2 separate regions of the Homo sapiens genome follow, and region 1 is linked to region 2. A link is a contact called in ENCODE Hi-C or POLR2A ChIA-PET data. All regions are on one chromosome and are shown on one strand. Each heading gives the region's core, a stretch centred on a gene start or an enhancer-like site at or near the end of the contact. The rest is flanking DNA. Distances are from core to core; before and after follow the strand shown. Region 1 overlaps ICOS (inducible T cell costimulator). Region 2 overlaps CTLA4 (cytotoxic T-lymphocyte associated protein 4).

The links. Hi-C counts contacts between places; a loop is a spot of excess contacts on that map. ChIA-PET counts read pairs that join two places held with the same protein, here RNA polymerase II (POLR2A). Pooled maps may share reads with other maps.
Region 1: a map with no recorded cell type shows a loop between it and region 2 (5-fold over the local background). The contact joins two enhancer-like sites. A Hi-C loop is called at or near these places in 1 of 37 single-sample maps with no recorded cell type and 4 of 50 pooled maps. POLR2A ChIA-PET finds 5 or more read pairs at or near these places in 9 of 52 experiments (CD4-positive, alpha-beta T cell, activated CD4-positive, alpha-beta T cell, activated CD4-positive, alpha-beta memory T cell and 3 more).

The regions. Positions count from the first base shown.
Region 1 is chr2:203,948,634-203,953,996 of GRCh38, reverse strand. The region is part of intron 1 of ICOS (inducible T cell costimulator); the gene reads right to left. Among named protein-coding and RNA genes, the nearest start is that of ICOS, 15 kb to the right of the region's middle. Within about 2 kb of position 2,361, at least 2 of the 41 ENCODE cell types and tissues checked have a DNase peak (open chromatin) inside an H3K27ac peak, as active enhancers do; they include CD4-positive, alpha-beta T cell, where a contact is called at or near this core.
Region 2 is chr2:203,869,955-203,875,254 of GRCh38, reverse strand. It overlaps CTLA4 (cytotoxic T-lymphocyte associated protein 4), which reads right to left. Exons shown (of 4, transcript NM_005214.5): 2 at 4,322-4,669; 3 at 3,768-3,877; 4 at 1,290-2,547. The coding sequence ends at 2,443. Among named protein-coding and RNA genes, the nearest start is that of CTLA4, 4.8 kb to the right of the region's middle. RefSeq lists a silencer at 3,382-3,471 and an enhancer at 3,692-3,801. Within about 2 kb of position 3,599, at least 2 of the 41 ENCODE cell types and tissues checked have a DNase peak (open chromatin) inside an H3K27ac peak, as active enhancers do; they include CD4-positive, alpha-beta T cell, where a contact is called at or near this core.

The DNA.
Region 1 (5,363 bases), core at 1,112-3,611, 80 kb before region 2:
TTAAGGAAAAAAATTACCTAGTTCTACAGTGAAATAGAAATACTATTTGTATATTTTTGCTCTTTATCTTGCAAAAACATACTTATTATTTATAGCAAACATGTTATTTTGTGTTCTGCTATTGTTATTTTATGTCATAAACATTTCATTTTTAGTCATCATAATTATCCTTTTTAATGACTATATTATTGGCCAAAATGTTAATCTATCATAATTTGTTAAAACTAAAATACTAACGTTGGATATTGGGATTATTTTCAGCATTTTGCTTTTATGTAAATATTATGACATTTGGTCAAAATGTTTAAAAGTTATAATACTATGTATTGCCATTTTGCTTTCTGAAATTTGTAACAGGATTAGCATTATGCAGGAGGGGCTATTTGTCACACCTCTACTTACACTAGTTGCCTTAATTTTATTTAAGATACACAATTACTTATTTTCTTAATGACCCTGGGCTTCAATTTATATTTTCCCTATATATCTTCAATTTGGGTGATTTGATTGTGAAAATAAGCACAAGTGTTCTAGTCTTCAGTTATAGCAGTCCCTATTATTCAAACTAATTCTCACGCCAAAACAACCAAAAATGTTGAACAAATGTCCAAAAATATTATTAAAAGCATTAAAGAATGACACAAAGGAGGAGAAATTACCAGGCTAAATTTGAAGAGAGAACCAGAACCCCGAGAGACAGGCAAAGCTTGGAAGCTGCTTTTACTCGGAAAGCATTGCTGTTCTTTCAAATTCAAACTTTTGTTTTTATGTCTCAACTCCCAGAATCTGCAGAGTGAGTGATCTAGCAGAAAACCCTCTCCCCAATAAATTGGGACCCCAAAGAGTTACATTCTTGGAGCACAGGTAAAGAAATAAACCAGACCTCATTCAGATTAGATGGTCCAGAAAAATCTTCTGGACTTCAATGGTTAGAAAACCTCAATCCTTGAATTTTCTTTAAGGAGATTTGCATTATTATTACCCTTCAGCTTTTGAAAGTAAAAATGCAAACTATTACAAGAAGAAAAGGTTTACATCCTAGGCCTCAAAAAATTTCATACAAATAATATTCACATTCAATGGCAAACACATCACAAAAATAATGAGACATACAAGAAAACAAGGGAACAACAGAAACAACAAACTACAAAAACAAACTCATGATTTATATACCTGAATTATCAGGTCCCCAAAATAAAGTAATTAAGCTTATTATGTTTAAGCAAATAAGAGAAAAACTTGTAATAATATCTGTAGTACACAGGAAAATTTAAGTCAACTAATTTGAAAAAGAACCTACAAGAATCGGCCAAAAAAATGCACTGAGATTTAAAACTCAATAGATAAGTTTAATATATATTAGACAGAGTTAAAGAGAAAATTGGTGAACCAGCAGATAGGTTGGAAAAATTAGTTAGAACCCAGTCACACTCCACAGATTCAAGAATCCCAACAATTCACAAGCATATTTTTTAAAAGTATGCACACCTAGATGTATCTTAGTGAAAATCCTAAAAGCAGCCAGAGAAAAGAGACTGATTACCTTCCAAGGAGCAACTATTAGACTGTTTCAACATCAACAATAAAAGCCCTGATACAGTGGAATTATAACATATACCTCCAATGTGCTAAAAGAAACATCTGTCAATATAGAGCACATTGTCTAGAAAGATAGTGAAGGTATATGTAATTTGAAACTTTTCTAAGTGAAGTATACATGTTTTGATTTCTTCCATAATTACTAAAAAATAGAAATAGTTAATATAATCTGAATTAGTATCACAAAATTCAGCCTAATGGTTTTGTCTAAAGAGGGAGAAAGAGTTGGAATCAGAAGGAAATAGGGGTGCTGACAGTCTTGTATTTCTTGACCTGTGGTGATTATGAGGGTAAGATAGTATGCTTTAGCATTATTCATTAAATTATACATTTTTTTCACTTTTCTATATGTATGTTTTGTTTTATAATAACAAGTATGTTTAAAAGCATACAGAAGGAAAATAATACTTGCTTCGTTTTAAAAACTGGAAGGAACAATATTATCCAGAGGCAAAGAAAAAAAAACTGTTGGCATGAGAACAGGTGCAGTCTACATTAGATTAAAACGTAGGGTATTTTGCTTGGGGCTTTATTTGTCTGACAGTAAAATATGTTGCCCCACTGTTGCTTTGATGCGTATGTCTCTACCGTCTGCTGCAGAAGATAAAATCAGTGGACGGGTTCTCAGTTCCTTTAGAAATGTTCACAAAAAATTTCCCAGAGACTTTAGAATGGCAGCAAGTAAACCACAATGATCTTGGAGCCAAAGCGTCTGTGGTCACCATGTATACACAGACATAGACGCATTGTCTTCTACTTCCGAAGATGATTTTCTCAGCAGATTTTTCCCCCATTGTGCCCGCACTGTGGCAAACACAAGAGGACATGAATGGTTGGCGGTGCAGTGTGGTGGAAGTGCATTGCAGTGGATCCCAAGGAAACCAGAGGCAAATTCTGGCTCTGCCACTAGCAAGGCTCTGTGGCTAGGGTACCCCTGTGGAATTCAGCCTCCTCATCCGTGAAATGAAGAAGTGAAACAAAAACATCTTAATGTTATTTCTAACACCTGCTTTCTCTGGATTCAGCATCAGAATATATCCAGATAAGACTGCAAACAACTGAGAGAGCTAATTCTTTGCTGTTGGGTAAGTCTTCCAAAGGGAAAACAATGTTCCTGTTAACCACTTTCTGTCTCAATATCATAATGGGCTATTCCAGAAAGTCAGAATAAATTAAAATAAAGGAGACTGTCTTTCTTGCCCACAAAAGTATTTAGGTAGGACCAGGAATGCCGTGCCTCAATTTTTCTTGAATGGCATGTTGAGAGTGTGTGCCACTGACATCAGCTGAAGATTTCAGAGTGTCATTTCTATTGGACACTCTTTTTTTTTTTTTTGAGATGGAGTCTTGTTCTGTCACCAGCAGGCTAGAGTGCAGTGGTGCAATCTCAGCTCACTGCAACCTCTGCCTCCTAGGTTCAAGCGATTCTGCTGCCTCAGCTTCCCAAGTAGCTGGGACTACAGTCACATGCCACCATGCTCAGCTAATTTTTGTATTTTTAGTAGAGACAGGGTTTCACCGTGTTGGCCAGGATGGTCTCCATCTCTTTACCTCACGATCCGCCCACCTTGGCCTCCCAAAGTGCTGGGATTATAAGCGTGAGCCACCGCACCTGGCCTGGACGCTCTTAATTACTCATTTTTTTATCTTTAACTTAAAAACTACCTGGATCGCCTATTTATTATGAAATGTAGTGATCAGAAGGCTGACTTAGGTTTCCACATATCCAGTGTTTAAACTTTCCATCTGGAAAACCGCTTGACAGCTCTAAGTCTGCAGTTCGAATGTTTTTAACTATAGCATTTAATTAATTATTTCATAACTATTTTGGCAGATATAGAACAGATATGCTTGCTATAGCTTGAATGTTTGTCCCCCTCTGACTGACACTCATATTGAAAATTAATCCCCAGTGTAATAGAATTGGGAGGTGGGGCCTTTAAGAGATGATTGGCAGAACCCCCATGAATAGCTTAATCCAATTCATGGGTTAATGGGTTAACAGATTAATAGGTTATCACAGGAGTGGGTTAATTATCATGAGAGTTAGTATGTTATAAACAGCCAGATTGGCTGTCTCTCAAGAACCTCCTCATCATGTAATCCTCTGTACTGCCTTGGGCCTCTGATGAGTGTCCCCACCAGAAAGAAGGCCCTCACCAGATTTCGCCCCTAGGCCTCAGCCTAGACCTAGGCCCCTAGACCCCTAGACTTAGGCCCCAGCCTCCAGAACTGTAAGAAATACATTTCTTTTCTTTATAAATTACCCAGTCTCCGGTATTCAGTGATAGCAACAGAAAATGGACTAAGACAATGCTCAAATGACAAATTACAAATTCTTCTTAGCCTTTGGTAACATTTGAAAATAGTATTAAAGGAGACTGCCCCTTATAACCATGACTAAAGCATTTAATGGATAGACAATTTAAGGAAGATCTGAATACGTTAGTTTCTTATAACTGCAAAAGCATCTAGGATCTTTTCTCCATCCTTCTTGGATGTTCTTATCTCCAAGTCTAATACTCAGCCTGGAATGCTGGTATGATAGATAGCACCACTTTTATAGATAGTGTCTGCTCTGATTGGTAAGGTGTCAAATCTATTTGGTCAATTCTGTTGCCATACCAGTAGTTAAAAATTGTCAGTGTTCCCCTTACCAATCTCTCTCTTCTTGTTCTTTCTTCCTTTTTCTCATGTTTGCCTTTTCTTCCCATACCACCTTTAATATAAAATCTTCTCCAAAACATCCTCTCTCATACTATCTTTGATATGCTCCTCATGCTTCCTAACATACCATTTCCATTGCTAATAAATTTCATCAACACTTCATGTTTCAGGCATCCTATAAATACCCTCAGCTTTACACTTTTTGTTTCCTGTAACATGATTCAACCTCTTCTCAGCATCATACACAGTCAGATCTGGTGACCTCTTTTGTGTACATACAGACAACTGAAGGCCCAGACAGATTAAATTATTTGCCCGAGGTCACACAGCTTCCTGGGTGCATGAAAGATTTTTGGTTCAATCCACAGTCAAAGTGTCACTAGCAACAATCAACAGAAGTATAATAGAAGCAGGCAACCACAGGAAGCTAGACAGTGGTCACTAACAACTGAGTGTTACAGGACCAGTGCTAAAAATCTGTGAGCAGGAAGAACGCCTAATTTCCAGCACCTCTGTTTTATGTCCAACAGAATCTATCCACTTCTCCTCCATCTCAGCTTCAACTGGTCCAAACCATTGTCATCTCTCTCTGGGACTACAAGAGCTTCTGCTTTTACTCCTGCCCATTTACAATCCATTCTCCACAGAGAAACCAGAATGACCTTCTTACATGCATAATCCAATAGAGTCATTGTTCTGCTTATAAAACCTCCAGGTGCTTCTCATTCCACTTACAGTAAAATCTAAGTTCTTACCCTGGTTTCCCATGACTTGCATGACCTCTCCTACCTCTCCCCATTTTATACCAGTCACACACTACACCACAGTCACACTGCCCTTCTTTCTGTTCCTCAAACACACAAAGCAGGTTCCCAGGGCTTTTAATTTCTCATTTCTCCACCTAGAACATTCTCTCTGATTTTCACATGGCTGCTTCTTTGTCATCGTTCAAGAGTAATGACACTTCTTCAGTGACCACTGGCCACCCAATCTAAAGAATATATCCAGGTCATTATCTAGTACATTAACTGACATAAAGCATTTATCACTGTCTGAAATTATCTGGTTTATCTGATTGTTTTCTTCTTTATTGTCTG
Region 2 (5,300 bases), core at 2,350-4,849:
TTTTAGGCAATAGCAGAGGAAATATTAAGCTTATATAAAGTAGTCCATTATCTAAGGGTGTCTGAAAGGTACCTGGAGGGCATCACTTGTGTAAGGCACTCTCTGTCACTCAGATCTGCCCATCAACTATGAAAAAGAGTAATCTCTCTAAAGATGTTTAGAGGAGTGGAAATGATATACTATCCACTGAGGCTCCTGATTGGTGTTTTTCTTCATGGCTACCATCCAAAGGCCTAGAGAGCAAGAAGCACAGTCTTCCACAGAAAAGGAGCTCATTCTAGGTAATAATCATTACCTTACTTTGAAAGACCTATTCGTTTTTTTTTAACAACCCCTTTTGAAATGCTTACTATGTGCTGTCTTGTGTGTTTGTTAGCACTTGCTGGGGCAAGAAAGAGAGAAAGAGAGCAAGAGCAAGCAAGAGAATGAGCAAGGGGGAGAGACAGAGGAAGAGACACAGACAGAGTTGCCTAAGCAGTGATTCTCAAAACTTGATGGGTATAAGAAGCACTGGGAAGATTTTTGGAAATACAAACTCCTGGCCCCACCACTCAAAGATTCTGATTCAACGCATCTGGGAATAAGTGTGAATTGGTGTTTTTAGTAAGTGACCCAGTGGATTCAGTTACAGGTGGTCCCTGACCACACTGAGAATCACTGCAAAAGACAATAACAGGATGTGGAGGTCAAAAATAGGAAACCTTAAGTGGAAACCAAATGTGCTGAGACTATACATTGGTTAAGCAAGAATCACAGAGGGCTTAGTGTGCCAGGCCTAGGTGTGCCAGCTGATAGCAACATAGGACCACAGGTGTGTGTTTTCCCCACATTTGCAAAATAGTTCATTTGGAAGCCACAGGGAAAAGCTCTATATTTCAGGAAGGCAGATCAAAATGGCTGCAAGGGACGTGGTTGCCAACATTGGGGTTGCCATGACAACTGTAATGCCTGTGATAGTTGAGCTGAGAAAGCAGGCGGTAAGAAAGGGGAGGTGAAGAACCTGTGTTAAACAGCATGCCAATTGATTTATAAAGGACTGCTATGTCTGTGTTAACCCACGTTATATCCCAAATAGTGGTGAAGAAATCAAAAGGAAAGAGGATGGATACCTTCCAAGAATGACTTGCAGGTAATGGCTGGTGCAAAGCTGACTCATGAAGCATTATTTGTCCTTTTGTGGTTTTTCAGTTTGTTTCCAGTATTTCTAATATTGGAGACTCCACCAGATACTGAATGAATCAATCAAAAATTTGAACACAATATTCAAATGCAAGGATGATAAAGACAACTCCGGAAAACGACCACCACAGATTTTTATTTAATTAAAAATATTATACATGTTGTTGCATTTTCATGGAAAATATTGAGTTAAAAACACAAGCAGTGTTAATTTTCAGAAACCTTCATGCACCCCATTCTGCCACCTGCTGCCTTCTTCTGTCCATGGCATTAACCACATGTTTGTAAGAATTGGGCCCATCGAACTGGAGCTTCCTAGAAGGTCATACCTGTGGGTCTCCTGGAGTAAGCCATTGTCTTCAAGACAGTGTTCTGTCAAGTCAACTCAGATACCACCAGCTGTGGCTTCCTTGCAAACCATTGAAAGGAACTGGTGTAAAAGCCCCAAAGCACATGTCAACACCAACTCAGCACAATTCCACGCAATCAAGCACTGCTATGACCTCATCCAGTTTCCAAGCTAGTTAGCAAATGACCTTGTGTTCTACCTGGTGTATTAGTGTCCTGAGCTCCTCCACAAAACTTCCCTGGGACCCAAGGTGGAAAGACACTGCCATATAGTGTTTATATTCAAACCATTAACAAATACACAAAAACATACGTGGCTCTATGCACAATACTATCAAATTAAAATATATATATATATATATATATATATATATATATATATATATATATATATATATATGTATATATGCAATACAACCTTTAGCATCACTGGCTAAAACATAGCCATGTGAGTATTTTTGAAGCCTTGATGTAATCATACATTTGTTTAAGAAATAAAAGGCATAAAATTTAACTTGAAAAGATCATTTCGGCTATAAACGTCTCATACGTAAATATAAGGTGTGTACAATATAGTCTTCTCCCTCGCTCCCTGCCTTTTCCTTCTTTGGGCTGTGCCATTCCCTAACTTAATTCCTTGACCCACATCATAATGCTGCATCCCCATATTAATCCCAAGTGATGCTTTCACTGAAAGTGGAGCTGATGTGACAGAAACATCCCAGCTCTGTCTTTCTACTCCTTTGCTTTAAATTGTAGTACACGTAATTTGGGTTCCGCATCCAACTTTATATTAAAGAGAGATGAATTCCCCCCAAATGCACAAACAAATAAAAATAGCTGGATAGCAAAAAAGTTAGAATTGCCTCAGCTCTTGGAAATTGAAATATGGACTCTCTTCTTCATAATGGTTTCTCAATTGATGGGAATAAAATAAGGCTGAAATTGCTTTTCACATTCTGGCTCTGTTGGGGGCATTTTCACATAGACCCCTGTTGTAAGAGGGCTTCTTTTCTTTAGCTGTCAAACACAAAAAGAAACAGTAATTACTACTGAGGAATACGGAAGCCACTTCTAACCATAATAGAACTCAACACATATTGGGTCCCTAGCTGGTTAAAAATGAATGTTCACAGCATACAGAATTATAAACCTCAGGAGATTTTCTTGATTCAGCTATTAAAATTTATTTTAGATAAATAACTGTGATTTTGATGTTAAATGGCAATCATTTGCCTTGAATGGAAGATAGGAGAAAGAGACTTTGAGAAAGCTTCAGAAAGAACACCCAGAAAGCCTATGATAATTGATCAATCTTGTCTGCAAGGGAACAAGCTTGATAAGATAATAAGCTTTAGTTATCCTGTTTGAGAGCTGTATTTCTCATCCCCACTGCTGAACCTACAGCAAAGGACATCTCTGTCAGGTTGGGTAGAGGATGTTGGAATAGAGTATATCTTTGTGTATGTGTATAAGAGACAGAGAGGGAGAAAGAGAGAGAGAGAAAGAGCGAGAAGAAGGAAGAGGAAGAGAAGAAGGGAGAGAGGGAGAAGGGAGAGTTTGTAATGGCAAAGCTGGCCTTAGGCAGAGGTGTCTGAGAGGGACTGTCAAAAAGAAATCCTGACAGGAGGCCTGATTCCATAATTCTACCTCTTCTACCACCAATACCAACACCTGTGATAAATAAAAACTGGGACTTTCACTTCCTGGCTGAAGGGGAAGGCAAAACGTCCCAGTCAAGCAAACTGGATAACAGGGATAGGTGTCATGTGAGCAGCTACAGCTTCGACAAGGAAGGCACCAGAGTGGCACCCAGAGGTGACTTCCAGGTGATGGAGAGGGACATGGAGAAGGAGAATAAAGACCATCCAAGTGGTCCTCTCTAGCAGCATTCTGCCCAGCCTAATCTCATGTTTCAGGGCTGTTAGCTTAAGTACAGTTGTCATGAAGACAAAGAGCAAAACAGCTGCCCCATGTTATTGCAACGGTTACTCAAATTGAAACCCTGCTCAGAAGCACATGAACATTCAATGTCAAACAAATTCATCTAAAATATTAGTCATTCTGAAACCTCAAATGCCAATGCCTACGGTTCTAGTGCGTTCTTTACCACTGTCCTTCCTCTTCATTTATTGCCTCATCTCATCTCAAGAACACTAAACTCAACATCATCTTTTGGCCAGTTGATACCACTAAAGGTATCCCCATCAGACATGGTGCACCATCAGCACCACACTCACCATTTTGCTCAAAGAAACAGCTGTGAGGAGAAAGCTATAAAAAAACAACCCCGAACTAACTGCTGCAAGGATCCAGAGGAGGAAGTCAGAATCTGGGCACGGTTCTGGATCTGCAACAGAAAACAAAGCAGAGCCTCCCTGAGACAGTTTTAAACTCTAGGGCTCTACTCCCCAACATTGGTGAAAAAAGGACATTAGAGCTTCCAGGCCTTGAGGTCCACCCCTAAATTGCATGGGTAGCCCACCAATAGGTTTGGCTATTTGGGACTACTTCCCCAGGAGCATCATATCATATCAAAAGTACAGATCAAACGTCATGATGGTTAGCACTCCAGAGCGAGAGCCCCAACTTCCCCAAATCATTTTATTTTACAGTCAGAATGCTATTAAGGTTGCCACCCACAATAAGCAAGGCTACCATGTGGTACAGAACTCTTAAAGAGAATGTCCACAGTCCTAAAAGTAAACCTCCTGAAATTAAGGAACAAAACTGTTTTTGTGCATAGAAGACTGCAATGCAACAGGTGTCAACTCAGTGAAATGGCTTTGCTCACCAATTACATAAATCTGGGTTCCGTTGCCTATGCCCAGGTAGTATGGCGGTGGGTACATGAGCTCCACCTTGCAGATGTAGAGTCCCGTGTCCATGGCCCTCAGTCCTTGGATAGTGAGGTTCACTTGATTTCCACTGGAGGTGCCCGTGCAGATGGAATCATCTAGGAAGGTCAACTCATTCCCCATCATGTAGGTTGCCGCACAGACTTCAGTCACCTGGCTGTCAGCCTGCCGAAGCACTGTCACCCGGACCTCAGTGGCTTTGCCTGGAGATGCATACTCACACACAAAGCTGGCGATGCCTCGGCTGCTGGCCAGTACCACAGCAGGCTGGGCCACGTGCATTGCTAGCATGGAAAAGCCAAAGGGAACTCAGTGAACTCATGCTCCTTCATGGCCAAGCCCAGGCAAGCCCTTCTGCCTTCTAGCTTCATCCCCACGGCCTTTTCTCCCCCCTTCAACGAATCTATCACTTACCCCTTCCCCTCTCCACACCCCCAGCCTCCCCTCCATCTCTCAACTGTTTTCCAGCTACTCTCCATAAAGATATTTTCTTACTGAGAAATAGATTCTTCAAGATGGTTGTGGCAGGAAGAACACTGATATGACAAACAGAAGACCTGGCTCTACCATGAAATATGTGATTTGGGGCAAGTCACACTTCCCCCATGTCCTTCATTTTTTTCACATATAGTAAGAGATAATTAGATGAGATGATATGTTCTCTGGTATTCTAAGGTTATGATAGAATGATAGGAGCTATATAGCTCCGGAACTATAATGAGTGGTAGGGGAAATTCTGAAGGTTGAGGTACAGAATCTTGCTTTATCTCTCAAAGTATATGTCAAAAACTTCTGCCTACTTAGTGAGCTGGCCCTGAACCTCTGTCACCCAGGAGTAGCTGTGTCTTGATGCACTGTACCAGCCTCCGCCTTCCCTGGCATTGTTGTAGAGTGGAAGATGTTGTTAGATGAAGG